Linked DNA regions of Homo sapiens: region 1 is linked to region 2. The links are chromatin loops, found by intact Hi-C in ENCODE. Cell type or tissue: mammary epithelial cell. All regions are shown on one strand.

The links. A loop is a pair of places that touch in the nucleus more often than their neighbours do. Peaks named below come from ENCODE experiments on the same cell type or tissue, not always from the same donor. Only the 100,000 strongest peaks of a DNase experiment are listed, where the experiment ranks them.
Region 1: a loop joins it to region 2, with 13 times the contacts of the local background. A loop is called at or near these places in 2 of 110 quality-filtered maps.

The regions. Positions count from the first base shown.
Region 1 is chr4:142,091,453-142,099,452 of GRCh38, forward strand. The region is part of intron 23 of INPP4B (inositol polyphosphate-4-phosphatase type II B); the gene reads right to left. Among named protein-coding and RNA genes, the nearest start is that of IL15, 460 kb to the left of the region's middle. In mammary epithelial cell, no CTCF peak of the experiment used is centred here; DNase peaks (open chromatin) are centred at 459 and 4,709; H3K27ac peaks cover 1,374 bases.
Region 2 is chr4:141,155,325-141,163,324 of GRCh38, forward strand. It overlaps a transcript of RNF150 not described here. Among named protein-coding and RNA genes, the nearest start is that of RNF150, 26 kb to the left of the region's middle. In mammary epithelial cell, CTCF peaks have their summits at 1,649 (motif pointing left) and 3,099 (motif pointing right); no DNase peak of the experiment used is centred here.

The sequences.
Region 1 (8,000 bases), 940 kb after region 2:
TCTGTGTCACCTCTGAAAAACAGAAGATATTAGTAGCACTTAAAAAAGAGTTCACAGCCTCAGAGGGGAAGCCTACTTTCTCAGGTAAAAGTCAGAATGTATCCAAAGTAAGAAACAGTCTCCTCACACACGTGCAGTCACACACCCCAGTCACAAACATTCACAAACCCCATGACTATTCTCGTACCTCCCCAATGGAACAGAACAATCAAGTTGAGAGTCAGGTTTTAGGGCCTATATCCTCCTTGTTAGGTCAAATAGGTTTCTTCAACAAGAAGAGCTCTGACTTTGACGACCTGAATCACAGGCAGGGTATTAATAAGTAAACAGGAATGGAACCGTGGCCTTTTAGCTCACTGAACTGTGATGCTAATGATGTCAAATAGTTTCATTCTCTTATGGCCAAATAACTGTGTGGCCAGAAACTGTTCCAAGATGAATCAGAAATTATGGCTGCCTTCCCAGTCCCTAATCTACTCACTTCCCACACTAAGTGGCAGATACAAAATTGCCATGGGATGCACCACACTCCCACTCTGACGTCCATTTGTGTGATCCATACCCCTTGAAATCAAGACTAGTTCACGAATAGACATGATCTAAACCAGTTGGCACTAAATTCTCATCTTAGCAACTGTTTTAAGGATATGCAAGTGGCCTGTGCTGTTCCAGCTGAGTGAAGCTCCTGAAGAGGAAAGGAACCTCTTCTTAGCCCTTTGGTTGAGTGTGGGGTTAGCTCATAACAGCCATCTTTTAGCCACAAGACCAGACATAGGATAAAATTAACATAAGAGATAAGAGCAGCCTAATGATAAAATACAAAGGAGATATTGTTTTTTGTTTGCTTTTGTTTTTTGAGACAGAGTCTTACTTTATCACCCAGGCTGGAGTGCAGTGGTGTGACCTCGGCTCACTGCAACCTCTGCCTCCCTGGTTCAAGGGGTTCTCCCGCCTCAGCCTCCCAAGTAGCTGGGATTACAGGCACCCGCCATCATGCCTGGCTAATTTTTGTATTTTTATAGAAATGCGGGTTTCGCCATGTTGGCTGGGCTGGTCTCAAACTCCTGACCTCAGGTGATCCACCCGCCTAGGCCTCCCAAAGTGCTGGGATTACAGGCATGAGCCACCGTGCCCATCCTGAGATATTGTTTTATACTGCTGAGTCACTGAACCAACCCTCTCTTGAAACCTACCTTACTGCTAGAATTTTCAGTGAGGTTTATCAGCAAGTTTTCTTTATTGTTTAAGCTAGTTTGAATTAAGAGTTTTTGTCATTTGCAATCAAAAGCATTCTAAGGTAAGCAAATTGTTATATATGTATATTCAACATTGACCAGCCACAGTACAAATGTGTACTGTTGATTTAGAATGAGGAAAGGACAAGTCAGAGTATTTCTGGAGGGCAGCAAATCTATCACACCTGCAGTGATGGGTTTAAAACATAGTTCTACATTCTTCGACACTTTTTATTGAAAGACGTGGAATGTATGTCTCCTCAGGTTGAATCTGGGTGGGCTTCTGACTATCTTTTGACTAATGAAGTATGACAGAAGTAATGATCTGTGGCTTCTGAGGCCAGGTCTGAATTGATTATGCCTCTCCTGCCTGATAATTCTCTTGGAACTTGCCGACTGTATTCCTCATTTTGAGATGCTCCCTATAAGAACCCAGCCATTATGCTGGAAGAAGCCCAAGCCACATGGAAGGTCTTGTTTAGGTGCTTAAGTCAACAGTCACAGCTGAGCCCAGCCTTTGAGTGAGGTTATCCCAGGTGCCAGAATGTGAGTACAGAAACCTCCAGATGCCTCCAGTTCTCAGCCCCCAGGTATTCTTCCTTTCATCTGAAGGTCATGGACATCATGGAGCAGAGAGAAACCATCCCCAGTTTCCCTTTCTGATACCTAACCCACAGAATCTGTGAGCATAAACAAAATGATTCTGATTTTATAACAGTAAACTTGAGGTAGCTTGTTATCTGGCAATAAGCAACCAGAACAGAACAGCTACAATAAAAACAGTTTAAAGAGCTTGTACTTCTAAGTATGAAAAAGTTAACATGATGAACACTGCTTTCACTGCCTACTCTGGTGAGTACTATAGTCTGTAACATCAAGTCTCTTCTACAATTAATTCTAAAATAATTATAGTTAACTGTACTAGCAAGCAGACAAATGCAATTAGGTAAAAGCCATTGAGATATCTTAAAACTGAAAATTATGTTGTTTTAGATACTGTAAAATCTTGAAAAATAAGAACAGACAAAACTCCACCAAAACCAGCTTTATTTAAATTGCATTTCCAATTTTCAATTTATGAAGAAGGCAATACAAAAAAATCAAATGTCAAGATCCCATCCTGGTCTGCGTTGAATATTTTTGACATACACACTTTCAGTGCCTTGTCTTAAACAAATTTCAAGGTTGCATCACCCATAGCAAAAGGAAAAAAACAAACTTTAAAAGTAATTTTTAAATTATATCCAAAGCAATATATTAAAAATTCTTCAAAATTTCCTCAATCAACATTATACATTGGAGACCATGGAATATGGTGTTCAGGGAGAAGAATACGACGATAACATATTTTTTTCCTGTTTATATTTTTTTAAAGACAGCATTCATAATTTGATTTCAGAATTTCCAAACAATTTAAAGTCATGTCAAAAAATCTAAAGATGATTTGTTAAATGGCTCTCCAACTCTAAACTCCAGTCTCCTCAAGATGCCTAAGATAGTTCAAGCACAGACGATAGAGCAGAGTGGGAAAGGAAACAGGAGTATGAGAAGGGCTTTACACAAATCCCCAGTTCAGTCTTCTTGTGAGCCAAGTTAAACTGGGTGAACAACTACTTTTGCCCATACTCAAGTGGCCTAGGTGCTGGCACTGAAGGCAGTTTAATGGCCTCCTTTGTTTCACCTAGTCAAACTCCCTCATCCCTGCATTTTACCCCAATGATAGCCCTAGCAATAAATGGCTCCTTGAGAGTGCATTCTCCACACAGAAGTCTGAAAAACAGACTAAGAATGGATTTCTCAAAATTTAGGCAGAGAAGGGACACAGCTTTTGAGGTGATTTCAGTGTCTTACCTCCCTGCCCGTGCAAGAGCCAGACTGCTAGTGAAATACACCAAGGTCAGATGACAGCCCAGGGAGGCAGACACATAACCAGCCCTTCTCCAAAAACCAAGGGCTCACCTTTTCCATGCCTCTCCTGCTGCCTATAATGTGGAAGGAATTAAATCACAAACTGTAAGAAAGTCAGAGAAAAAGGGAGATGGTTGAGAAGATTGGGGCTTTTTCCAATAGTCACAGTATGTGGCCTACCTCTTCAGGCTCCTGGAGGCAAGGAAGAATGAGGTCTTGAATCTTTCTTACTATATAGAATAAGTTAAATTAATAATTTCTGAGGTATTAGGTATAAATGAGGTAAAATACAGGAAGATGATGAAAATAAAGCTGTGTTGGAAGGCTCCAAAATGAGGAAAGAGGTAATAAGAATATGAAACCTATAATTTATTCCATTCATATGGCTCCCTTTTTTGACTTGATGTGGTCTCTGATTTGGTAATCTGGGACACTCATATATTTACAGTTTATCAATGGCAACAAAACATATTAATCTATTAATGTGCTCACACTGTTATTTTCCGACCCACTTGATAAAGATAATTTTATCCTTGAGACTTCAATTTCTCACCCTTACTTAGCCTCTAAGGAGAGTTTCACTCTATCTGACATTCTGTGATGCAGAATTGGGAGAATGATAAAATAAAGGCTGAAGAAAAAGTGGACTGGAAACAAAAGACGTTGCAGTTGTGGTTCAGGGAGGAGGAGAATGGTAAATAAAGAGTGAATGTTTGGAAGAGTGCTATGCCAAATAGCTGAGTGAATTACAGAGTTGGAAAAGTGGATCTAAAAAGTGAAATAAGAATTTGTTAATTGTCTTTAATTTGATGTTTCATTGAAGGTTAGAACTAACGTAGTCACCTTTAATCGTTTTTCTGTTGATTGGACATCATACTAACAACTTCTTGTTAACAAGAAGTTAAATTCAGATATTTATTTCCAAAAGGGATGATGAGTCTCAATATTTTCAGTATCCATCTTACTTTGCAGTGTCAGACCAGAGAACTTATCCTAATGATGATTTCAGGAGCTCACCTATAGGAGCATTCCAGAAAGAAAAAAGTATGCTTTGTTTGAAAGATTATCAGAGAATCAGTGATTTCACGAAAAAATTAAGATAAGTCAACATAGATTGCAAAGACTATAGAAATGACAGAGAAGGAGAGAGGCTATTGGATAGGGATGAAATTTGGTTCAAACAATTGAAAAAGCTTCACGATCAAATTTAACTAGATTGTTGTTTGTTTCTGTTGTTTGTACACAGCAGAAATATAACTGTTGAAAAGCTCAGTGTACCACAATTATCGTCTTAACCATCTCTCTAATATTCATAAGTACATGTGACACTTTTTAGTCACAGAAATTGACAGTGGAAATTTTAATATTAACTTCTTTTCCCTGGTGAGATAATGGTAGAATTTACTTTGAAGTACAAGGTGTATACAAAGTAATTATTCTCATTTGGCTGACAATGAAATGCAGGCATTGAAAACACTAAATGACTCACCTAAGTGAGCTTTCAATTGAATTTATGTCTTTTGATTTCATGCCATTATGTGCAGACTTACTAGACTGGTATACTGGGAGGCCAGCCAATCTTTCGTGAGTAGTAGAATCTGGAATGCAAGAGTTAGACATTCAAAAAAGATGAGAGCCTCAGTGAAGAGAAAATAATGAAGAAAATGTAAGGATGATTGAAAGGCAAGAAAATCTAAGTTTGTACCTACACATACTACAACAGAATAAGGCTAGCTAAAAGATTTGACGACTGTAATTTATGAAGACCACCAAATAACACAGACATTGCAACATAGATAGTAACATAGATCAATGTCTGGTTGGCCAAGCAGGTGGACCTTTGTATATGTATATGTGTGTCTACCTTTGTTGCTTGTACTGCTGTTTGTATTTCATAATTTGATCGTGTCTAAAATTTAAGGGACATTAAAAGTCTATGTAGTTTAACATGCATTGAGGAAATAAAAATTGGATATTATTTCTTCTCACTTTTTCTTTTAAAAAGAAACAGAAGTGCTTCTAAAGATAGTAGTTAAAAAATTCTCTCAATCTTTTTAATGCTAAAAAAGCATTAAAAACTTCAAAAGATTAGTGCATCAGAGTTTCTTCTGCAATGAGTTTAAAATAAATTTGTAATTACAAGTGTGTAAAAATATATGAACAGAAAATAAAAGTATGGTGCTGGAAATATTCCAATATTTAAAAATCTACAATCTTCAGTTCACTGCAGAAGCCATTAGACAGCAATGGTGGAGCAGCAGCATATAAATTAAAAGAACATTTGACTGGGAGTCAGAGAACATGGAATTTAGTCTCTCTTCTCCTGCCAAAGGGTATGTGAATGACCCCAAGTCCCTCATAGCAAATGATGGGGTTGGACTAGGTCAGTATTTCTTAATCTATGTCCTGGGGAACACTTATTTAAAAAATGCAAATGAGGGTTTCAGATAATTTTGTATGTTCCCATAATGAAAAAAAAGCTATTTTAAATAAAATTAATTTAGACACTATAGATTAGGGTTTGCAAACTATGACTTGCAGGCTAACCCCAGGTCATACATTTTTTTATTTTTGTAAATACATTTTTATTAAAAGTCAGCCATGTCCATTTTTTGTTTATTTTATGTTATTTTTATTTTATTTTATTTTATTTTATTTTATTTTATTTTATTTTTTGAGACGGAGTTTCGCTCTTGTTGCCCAGGCTGGAGTGCAATGGCGTGATCTTGGCTCACTGCAACCTCCCACTTACTGGTTCAAGCAATTATCCTGCCTCAGTCTCCTTAGTAGCTGGGATTAGAGGTGCCTGCAACCATGCCTGGCTAATTTTTTGTATTTTTTAGTAGAGAGAGTTTTTCACCATGTTGACCAGGCTGGTCTCAAACTCCTGATCTCAGGTGATCCACCCACCTCAGCCTCCCAAAATTCTGGGATTATAGGTGTGAGCCACCATGCCTGGCCTGATTTGCATATTGTCTATGGCTTATTTTGCCCTATAGTAGCCAAGTTGAGTGGTGATGAGATCATATGGCCCACAATGCTAGAATTATTTACTTTCTGGCTCTTTACAGAAAAACTTTGCCAGCCATCCTACAGACTTTCTCAGAACCTTCAATGTGATAATGTGAATTCCAAAATAATTTCACTATTTAATCCTTGTATCACTCAACAATTATTAACAGAAATAGTGTTACTTTTCATAGTCTTCATTAACTATTTCCAAGATCCAACAGCTTTCTGCTGTTTGACTCTTTAAAACAACCAACTAAATGACTCAACTTATACCATGCATTCAACAAATGTTAATGGAATAGAAACAACGTGCTAGTCCTCCTGGAGCTTACATTCTGGTAAGGAGTCCTGTCAAATAATGTAAGTGACATATTGCATGCTACATGATGATAGAGGCTATAAAAAACTTTAAGAGAGAAGGGTTCCAGCGGGCAAGAGATTGCAATTTTAAAGAGGGTGTTTAAGAAAGGCCTTACTGAGAAAGTGACATTTAGGCAAAGACTTAGAGGAGGTGAGTGAGTGACCTATAAGGGGGAAGGCATTTAAGATAGGGCATAGAGCCACTAAAAAGTCCCAAGAAACAGCAAGAGGTCCATGGGGGGCAGAAGTCAGTGTGGAGCAGAGTGAGGTAAGTGTGAGAGAAAGCGGTGGAGAAGGATCAAAGGATCAAAGGGGTTGACTGTATGGTGCCTTAGAGGCCACCGTAAAAATGTAGGTTTTTATTCTGAAAACAAACAAACAACAACAACAACAACAAAAAAAAAACTAACAACATTGGGGGTTACTGGAAGAGTTTTAGGAGACACATAATGAGACTTTCATTTTAAAACAGTCACTTTGGATGTAGTGGATACGAATGGACTAAATGAGAAGTGACAGAAGAAACAAAGATGCTAGGAGGAAGCTGTTGCCAAAACCTAGAAGAGGTAAGAAGGGTTTTGCACAGGGTAGTAGCAATGCAGGTGGTGAGAACTGGTGGCATATATTTTGGAAGTGGAGCCAGTAAGATTTTCTGATGGACTGGAAAGGGGATGTGAAAGAGGCGACTCAAGGGTGGCTATTTTTTTCCCCAAAGCAACTAAAAGGTTGAAATTAATATAAACGTAGATGGGGAAGACTGTAGGAAGAACAGCTTTTTTAAGGGCTTATCAGGAACAAAGATTAAGGTGTTAAGCAGGATACAAGAGTTTAAGGAAGAGAGATGGGCTGGAGATGTAGATATGAAGATTGATAGTTAATAGCAGGTATTTAAAGCAACTAGGCTGTGTTCAATTGGGGAGCAGAGTAGACATGCATGGACTGAATCCTAGGTCACTCCAACATTAGATGTTGGAAAGATAATGAGGAATAGAGATTTAAAAGAAGCAGCCATAGAGCAGGAGAAATCACAGAGTGTGGTGGCTGGGAAGCCAAGTGACAAAAGAAGTAAGAAATAACTATGTCACACTTGTTACTAGATCAAGGAAGATGAGGACAAGTGACTCAGCATTGGGTTTAACAATGCAGGCTCTTGACAGAAAGTTTCCATGAAGTTACATGGATAAAAGACTTACTGGAATGAGTTTAGGTGAAAAAATGGGTGGTGAAAAATTTTAATTCCACTTTTATCTACTCTTTTTGGGACATTTTCAAACTTAAGCTTGTCCTGCAGTATAACATAATATTCCTCTCTATTGCCAATCCCTTTTACACATTTTTATGTGTCTATGCAATGACAAATATGAACAATATATGAAGAATTCCTCAGCCATCTCGATGTTTCCAAATATACATATGTTTTAAATAAAATATGCAAAATATTTGGATAACTGACTGGATTTTTCATTTATATATTTGGATGTCTAC
Region 2 (8,000 bases):
TGACCTCAGATGATCCACCCGCCTCGGCCTCCCAAAATGCTGGGATTACAGGCGTGAGCCACTACGACCGGCCGAGAGCTTTATTCCTTAAAAAGAGTTGCAGCCTGCAAGCCGGCCATCCTACAGGCCGAGAAGCATAGATTCTGGCAGAAACTGAAAGTGGGCACTTTGAAGGAGGAAGGGTGAGACAGGAATTTATGCTGAATGGGTTGGATAAGTATACATATTAAACAGGGTATAGCAGGACTAGGAATAATCACAAAATTGGGTATGCAAGTATGAGTAGTAAGCAAACATGAATGTTATATACATCCCATTTTCACTTTGGGGTGGAGACAACATTTAAATGCATCAAAATTTGGCTGTATATGTCAAAAGGTGAAATGGAGGACACAAAGACATGCAGTGCCCAGTCCTGTAAACAGCCAGAACGAGTCCATGGTGCGTGGTCTCTCACCAGCCAGGAATGCTGGTCAATTGTTGTGCCGAAACCACAAAAACGAAGGGGAGTCTGGTTGCAGTATCAGGCAGTTGTTTGAAATCAGTAGCAGAGCAAGTCTTTCAAAAGGACAGGTTTCTGTTTAACTCTTAGGAAAGAAAAGTCTGGTGGTTAGTGAGGGAGGAGGAAAAAGTAGGTGAGCCTGACCTTCCATCCCATCATGGCTGGAAGGAGGAGGAAAAAGGAGGCAACATGGACCTTCCATCCCATCATGGCTGGAAGGAGGAGGAAAAAGGAGGCAACATGGACCTTCCATCCCATCATGGCTGGAAGGAGGAGGAAAAAGGAGGCAACATGGACCTTCCATCCCATCATGGCTGGAAACCCTGTTTCTAAGCTTTCTCTGAGGTCCCCTTGGCCAAGAGAGTGTCCATTTAGTCAGTTGGGGAGCTGAACATTTTATTTTTATTTCTCATGTCTAAATTCTATTGTTGCATGCATATGAAGATTATAGTATATTTATTTATTTATTTCTGAGACAGGGTCTTACTCTGTCATCCAGGTTGAAGTGCAGTGGTGCAATCATAGCTCACTGCAGCCTTGATCTCCTGTGCTCAAGCCATCCTCCTGCCTCATCCTCCTGAGTAGGAGGGACTACAGGCATGTGCCACAACACCTGACTGATTTTTTGACATTATTTTAGAGACGAGGTCTTTCTATGTGTCCAGGCTGGTCTTGAATGACCGAGCTTAGGTGATCTTCCTATCTCAGCCTCCCAAGTAGCTGGGACTACAGGCATGAGTCACTGCTCCTGGCTGATATTATATTTAATTAAAAATATTTGTGCAGGCCAGGCACAGTGGCTCACACCTGTAATCCCAGCACTTTGGGAGGCTGAGGTGGGCAGATCGCCTGAGATCAGGAGTTTGAGACCAGCCTGACCAATATGGCAAAACCCTGTCTCTACTACTAAAAAAAAAAAAAAAAAAAAAAATTAACCAGGTGTGTTGGCACATACCTGTAATCTCAGCTACTCAGGAGGCTGAGGCATAAGAATTGCTTGAACCTGGGACGTAGAGCTTGCAGTGAGCCAAGATTGCACCACAGCACTCCAGTCTGGGCAGTAGAGTGAGATTATCTCAAAAAAAAATTGATCATATGCTATAGATGATTAAAATAATCAATTAAGGTCCAGGCATTTCCAAGCCTAGAGAGCAGCAACACCTTGTGGTGAATATGTAAGGATGCTTTCAGCTGCAAGTATCAGAATTCACAACTAAAAGTTGTCCACTAAGTAGACATTTCTGAGATTGGGTGAGTCCATAGTGTAACACTGTCATCAGAAACTCAGATGCTTTCTGCTCTTTGCTCTTCTACCTTCAGGTTTTCATCAGTGTTTCCTCTCATGGTCATAGATAGCTGCAGGATTCAGGTGTCACGTGCACAATATCTCCCCCCCCAAAAATGTAGGGGTGTGTCACATCCTAGAAACCCTTTTTAAATAGTGAGAAAAATATTTCCTAAAATGGCCATCCATACTGCTGCACCGAAGAAGATGTCAGATCCCTTTGGCCTGGGTTTGATAATATATAACCATGGCTAAATTCAATCCCTCAGAAGAAGAGTAGAATTATGATTGACTCAGCCACCAGTGATTCATAGTACAGAGCAGGTTGAACCTCAGAGCAAAACTAGGGCTCTGTCAGTAAGGGAGAATTGGGAAGCAAGTGGCAAGAAATGGTGTCTGTCTCAGTGAATTAGCCAGACTAGGGAAACTTTACATTTCTTTTTTTCCAGTCCATTTGAAGTTGACTTCATATTTTAGCTTTCAGAAGGCACTCTATTTCTCCTTTTCTTGGGCCTGATCTCCTCTGTTGCTCATTCTTAGACTGATTCCATATGTCTTGGTTTTATTATCATGTTTAAAAAACTCTAAGGAAGTTTACACGATAACATATTACCACCTCCTATTTGCAACGTGCATTATAGTATAAACAAGACTGCCACATATAGAAACAAGGCTTCTACAAACAGTTCACTGTTACTCAAAATAGTGTTGAGAAAAGACCAAGGCTCAGGCAAGTCAAGTGTCTCGTCCAGAGTCAAACAGCTTTGAGGTTATTGCATTTGCTCTATGGCTCATATCTCAGTCTTTTCACCCAATATTCTTTCCATTATCCCCTCCTAGTGCTCAGAACTCTATACATATTTGTTAGATAAATGGATTAACATTTAAAAACTGGGGAAGGCCAGGCATGGTGGCTCACACCTGTAATCACAGCACTTTGGGAGGCTGAGGCAGGCGGATCACGAGGTCAGGAGTTCAAGAGCAGCCTGACCAGCATGGTGAAACCCCATCTCTACTAAAAATACAAAAATTAGCTGGGTGTGGTGGCACATGCCTGTAATCCCAAATACTTGGGAGGCTGAGGTAGGAGAGTCACTTGAACCCAGGAGGCAGAGGTTACAGTGAGCAAAGATAGTGCCACTGCACTCCAGCCTGAGTGACAGAGCAAAATTCCATCCAAAAACAAAAACAAAAACAAAAACAAAACAAAGAACAACAGAAAAACCTGAGAAGTGTGCTTATCATTTCTGTAATCTTTTTTCAGGAGAGGTTGAGAAAATATAAAGTACTATGACCAGTTGGCCACTGGAGGTCACTATTATTTCACAAAAGGAGAACTTGTCACTCTTTCAAAAAAAAAAAAAGCCTAATCCTATTTTAAAAATCCAAGAGAAATGGTAGTAATAGTTGTTATATAACATTTACTGATTTCCCAAGGCTTTAGGAATTACAACTATAGAAAGCTCATCCTTAGTGTATTAACATTTACCAAACATTCTGCTGAACTGACATAGTCAAATTTTTCTGTGACATTTCTGCTCATTTATCATTACCATTTCATTTTTACAATGTACAGATAGTGGAAGTGTTAATAGATAAGGTTCTTTCCTCAAAGTTATCCCTACCCCGCCCCCACCACCCCAACCCACATTGTTATATTCCAAGGAAGAACTATCAGTATTTCCTGTGAGTATAATTTGTGAGACATTTAGAACTCAAAACCTCTTTTTACCTGAACCATCCTTCCAATTTATTCACAGATAATCTGAAATTTTGCCATTAGTTCTTCATTCCTTTTTGTTAAGTTTATGTTACCATCTTGAGGGTGCTTTGAAATGGCAGTTCCCAACTTGGTGTTCTTTAAAATATGTATGGTGTGAATCGTTTCATAAAAGAAAGTGTTTCTCAGCCAAGCCAATCTGGAAAATGCTGTAAACTACAGCCCCTATTTGGAGCTAGAAAACCACATTATCACTTTAAATGAAGAGAAGTTCAACAGCTGGTATTATTTTGGTTAACAAGCTGTTTCCAAATTTTTGACCAGAGGTCAGTAAACTTTCTCTGTAAAGAACTGGGTAAGAAAATGTTTTAGGCTCTGTGGGTCATCTAGGGTCTCTGTTGGAACTAATCTAATTCGCCATTGTAGCTTGAAAGTGGCTTTGGACAACATGTAATCAGTGAATGTGGCTGTGTTCCAACAAAACTTAGTTTGTAGACACTGAAATTTGACATTAATATAATTTTCACATCATGAAATATTATTCTCCTTTTGCTTTTCCCCAAACAATTTAAAATCTAAAAACTCTCAGCCATATGAGTTTTGTACATAGCTCACAATCTCTACCAAAACAAGCAGCAGACAAGATTTGGGCTGTGGGCTAGAGTTTGCTGACCCCTAATTGTTGTTGTTGTTGTTTTTTGTTTTTGTTGTTTTTTGTTTTTTGTTTTTTTAATAGGGCCTTGCTGTGTCACCCTGGCTGGAGTGCAGTGGCGCAATCATGGCTAACTGCAGCCTCCACCTTCTGGGCCCAAGTGATCCTCCCACCACAGCCTCCCAAGTAGCTGGGACTACAGCTGTATGTGACCACACCTGGCTAATTTTTGTATTTTTTGTAAACGCAGGGTTTCGTCATGTTTGCCCAGGCTGATCTCCAACTTACGGGTTCAAGTGATCCACCCACCTTGGCCTCCCAAAGTGTTGGGATTACAGGTGTGAGCCACTGCGCCCAGCCTGTCTTTCTTCTTTCTAATTTGTTCAAGTAATATTTCAGCCATTGTCAAATGCCAGTCCTTACTGGTGTGTTTTTTTTTCAAACTCCCTACTTTTGTCTGTTACAATTCGCAACAATTGTGATAATTTTGCAAGAATCCTTGATTCCCAAAGGTTCTACAGCTGTGATTCTAGAAGCTCTGCCCCAGGTCATCAGCAGTGGGGTCACCTGGCACCTGGTAAGAAATGCAAATTGTCAGGCCCCACCCCAGAACTACTGAGCTGGTTCAGCAATCTGTGTTTTCACAAGTCCTCCAGGGTATTCTGATGCATGCTAAAACTTGAAAAATCACTATTACATAGCTCCAATCAAAATTTTAACATACCATAAGATAAGGAAAGGAAAGAAAATGGAAGTTATCACAGATTATCTGGCTAAGGCAAATCAACTGTTACAAGAATAAGTATGGAAAGGAAGTCTGTAGGAAGGAAGTGACTGAAGGAATTAGAAATCTGCATTACTGGGGAAATGCTGGTTGGCAGGCTGATAAATCTTATCCCAAGCATCATTATTGTATATTTGTATAAATCTAAATGTATGTAACTTTGTATAAAGTGTCTTTGCAAAGTATCATTGTGAAACTTTACAGATAATCTAAAAGTATGTCAACTCATAGAAAAACATAAAATAACAAAATTAATTAATTTATCAATGATATGGTTTGGATCTCTATCCTTGCCCAAATCTTATGTCAAATAGTAATCCCCAGTGTTGGAGGTGGGGCCTGGTGGAAGATGATTGGATCATGGGCGTGACTTCTAATGGTTTAGCACCGTCCCCTCTTTGGTACTATAGAGTGAGTGAGTTCTCACAAGAGCTGGTTGTTTAAAAGTGTGTGGCACCTCCCCCTCCCACTTCTTCCTGCTCTAGCTAAGTAAGACATATCTGTTGCCATTTCACCTTCTGCCGTGATTGAAAGTTTCTTGAAGCCTCCCCAGGAGCTGAGCAGATGCCAGCATCATGCTTCCTCTACAATCTGTGGAACTGTAAGCCAATTAAGCCTCTTTTCTTTATAAATTACCCAGTCTCAGGTATTTCTTTATATCAATGAGAGAGTGGCCTAATACAGAAAATTAGTACTGAGGAGTAAGGCATTGCTATAAGGATACCTGAAAATATGGAAGCAACTTTGAAATTGAGTAATGAGCAGAGGTTGGAAGAGTTTGGAGGGCTCAGAAGATGATAGGAAGGTGAGGGAAAATTTGGGACACCCTAGAAACTGGTTAAATGGTTGTGACCGAAGCGCTGATAGTGATATAGACATTAAAGTCCTGGATAATGAGGTCTTAGATGAAGATGAGGAACTTATTGAGAACTCAAGTAAAGATCACTTTTGCTATGCTTTAGCAAAAACCCCTGTTTTGACTGTACCCCTGCCCTAGGGATCTGTGGAACTTTGAACTGGAGAGTGATGATTTAGGGTATATGGCAGAAAAAGTTTGTAAGCAGCAAAGTGTTCAAGATGTGGCTTGGCTTCTTCTAACAACCTATGCACATGTGTGTAAGCAAAGAAATGACCTAAAATTGGAACTTATATTTAAAGGGGAAGCAGATTGTGAAAGTTTAGGTAATCTGTAGCCTGGCTATGTGGTAGAAGAGAAAAGCCTATTATCTGGGGAGAAATTCAAGCAGGCTGCACAAATTTGTGTAACTAAAAGGACAGCAAGTGCTGATAGCCCAAGACAATGGGGAAAAGCCCTCCAGGGAATTTTACAAACTTTTGTCGCAACCCCTCCCACCACAGGCCCAGAGGCCTAGGAGGGAATAATGGTTTCATGGACCAGGCCCAGGGCCCCAGTGTCCTGCACAGCCTTAGGACACTGTTCCTTGCATGCTAGCTGCTCCATCTCTAGCTGTGGCTCAAAGGGGCCCAGGTACACCTCAGGCTGCTACTCCAAAGGGTGTAAGCCATTAGCCTTGGCAGCTTCCATGTGGTGTTAAGCCTGTGGGTACACAGAGTACAATTGCTGAGGCTTGGGAGCCTCTGCCTGTATTTCAGAGGATGTATGGAAAAGCATAGATGTCCAGGCAGAAGCCTGCTTCAGGGGCACAGTCCTTATGGAGAACCTCTACTAGGGTAATGTGGAGGGGAAATGTGGGATTGGAGCCCCAACACAGAGTCCGCAATGGGGCATTGCCTAGTGGAGCTTTATGAAGAGGGCCACTGTCCTCCAGGCCCCAGAATGGTAGAGCCCTTGACAGTTTGCACCACATGCCTGGAAAAACCTCTAGCACTCAACGCCAGCCCATGAGAACAGCCATGGAGGCTATACACTGTAAAGCCACAGGGGCAGAACTGCCTAAGGCCTTGGGAGCCCACTCCCTGCATCAGTGTGGCCTAGATGTGAGATATGGAGTCAAAGGAGATTATTTTGGATCTTTAAGATTTAATGACTGCCCTGCTGGGTTTTGGACTTGCATGAGGCCTGTAACCACTTGCATTTGGCTGATTTCTCCCTTTTGGAATGGGATTATTTACCCAATGCCTACGCCTCATTGCATCTTGGAAGTAACTATGTCGTTTTTGATTTTGCAGGTTCATAGGCAGAAGAGGCTAGCCTTATCTCAGATGAGACTTTGGACTTTTGAGTTCATGCTGGAATGAATTAAGCATTTGTGGGGGACCTCTGGCAAGATGGCTGAATAGGAACAGCTCCTGTCTGCAGCTCCCAGCAAGACCAATGCAGAATGTGGGTGATTTCTGCATTTCCAACTGAGGTACAAGGCTCATCCCATTGGGACTGGTTAGAGAGTGGGTGCAGCCTATGGAGGACAAGCAGAAGCAGGGTGGGGTGTTGCCTCACCCAGAACCACAAGGGGTCAAGGAACTCCATTTCCTAGCCAAGGAAAAGCATGAGGGACTGTGCCATGAGGAACAGTGCTATCCAGCCCAGATACTGTGTTTATCCCATGGTCTTTGCAACCCACAAACCAGGAGATTCTCTCAAGTGCCTATGCCACCAGGGCCCTGGGTTTCAAGCACAAAACTGGGTGGCCATTTGGGCAGACACTGAGCTAGCTGCAAGAGTGTTTTTCGTACCCTAGTGGCATCTGGAATGCCAGCAGACAGAATTGTTCACTCCCCTGGAAGGGGGCTGAAGCCAGGGAGCCAACGGGTCTAACTCAGCAGAGCCCACCACCACGGAGCCCAGCAAGCTAAGATCCACTGGCTTGAAATTCTCATTGCCAGCACAGCAGTCTGAAGTTGACCTGGGATGCTCGGGCTTGGTTGGGGCAGAGGTACCCACCATTACTAAGGCTTGAGTAGGCGGTTTTCCCCTCACAGTGTAAACAAAGCCACCGGGAAGTTTGAACTGGGCAGAGCCCACCACAGTTCACCAAAGCCACTGTAGCCAGAGTGCTTCTCTAGATTCTTCCTCTCTGGGCAGGGCATCTCTGAAAGAAAGGCAGCACCTCCAGTCAAGGGCTTATAGATAAATCT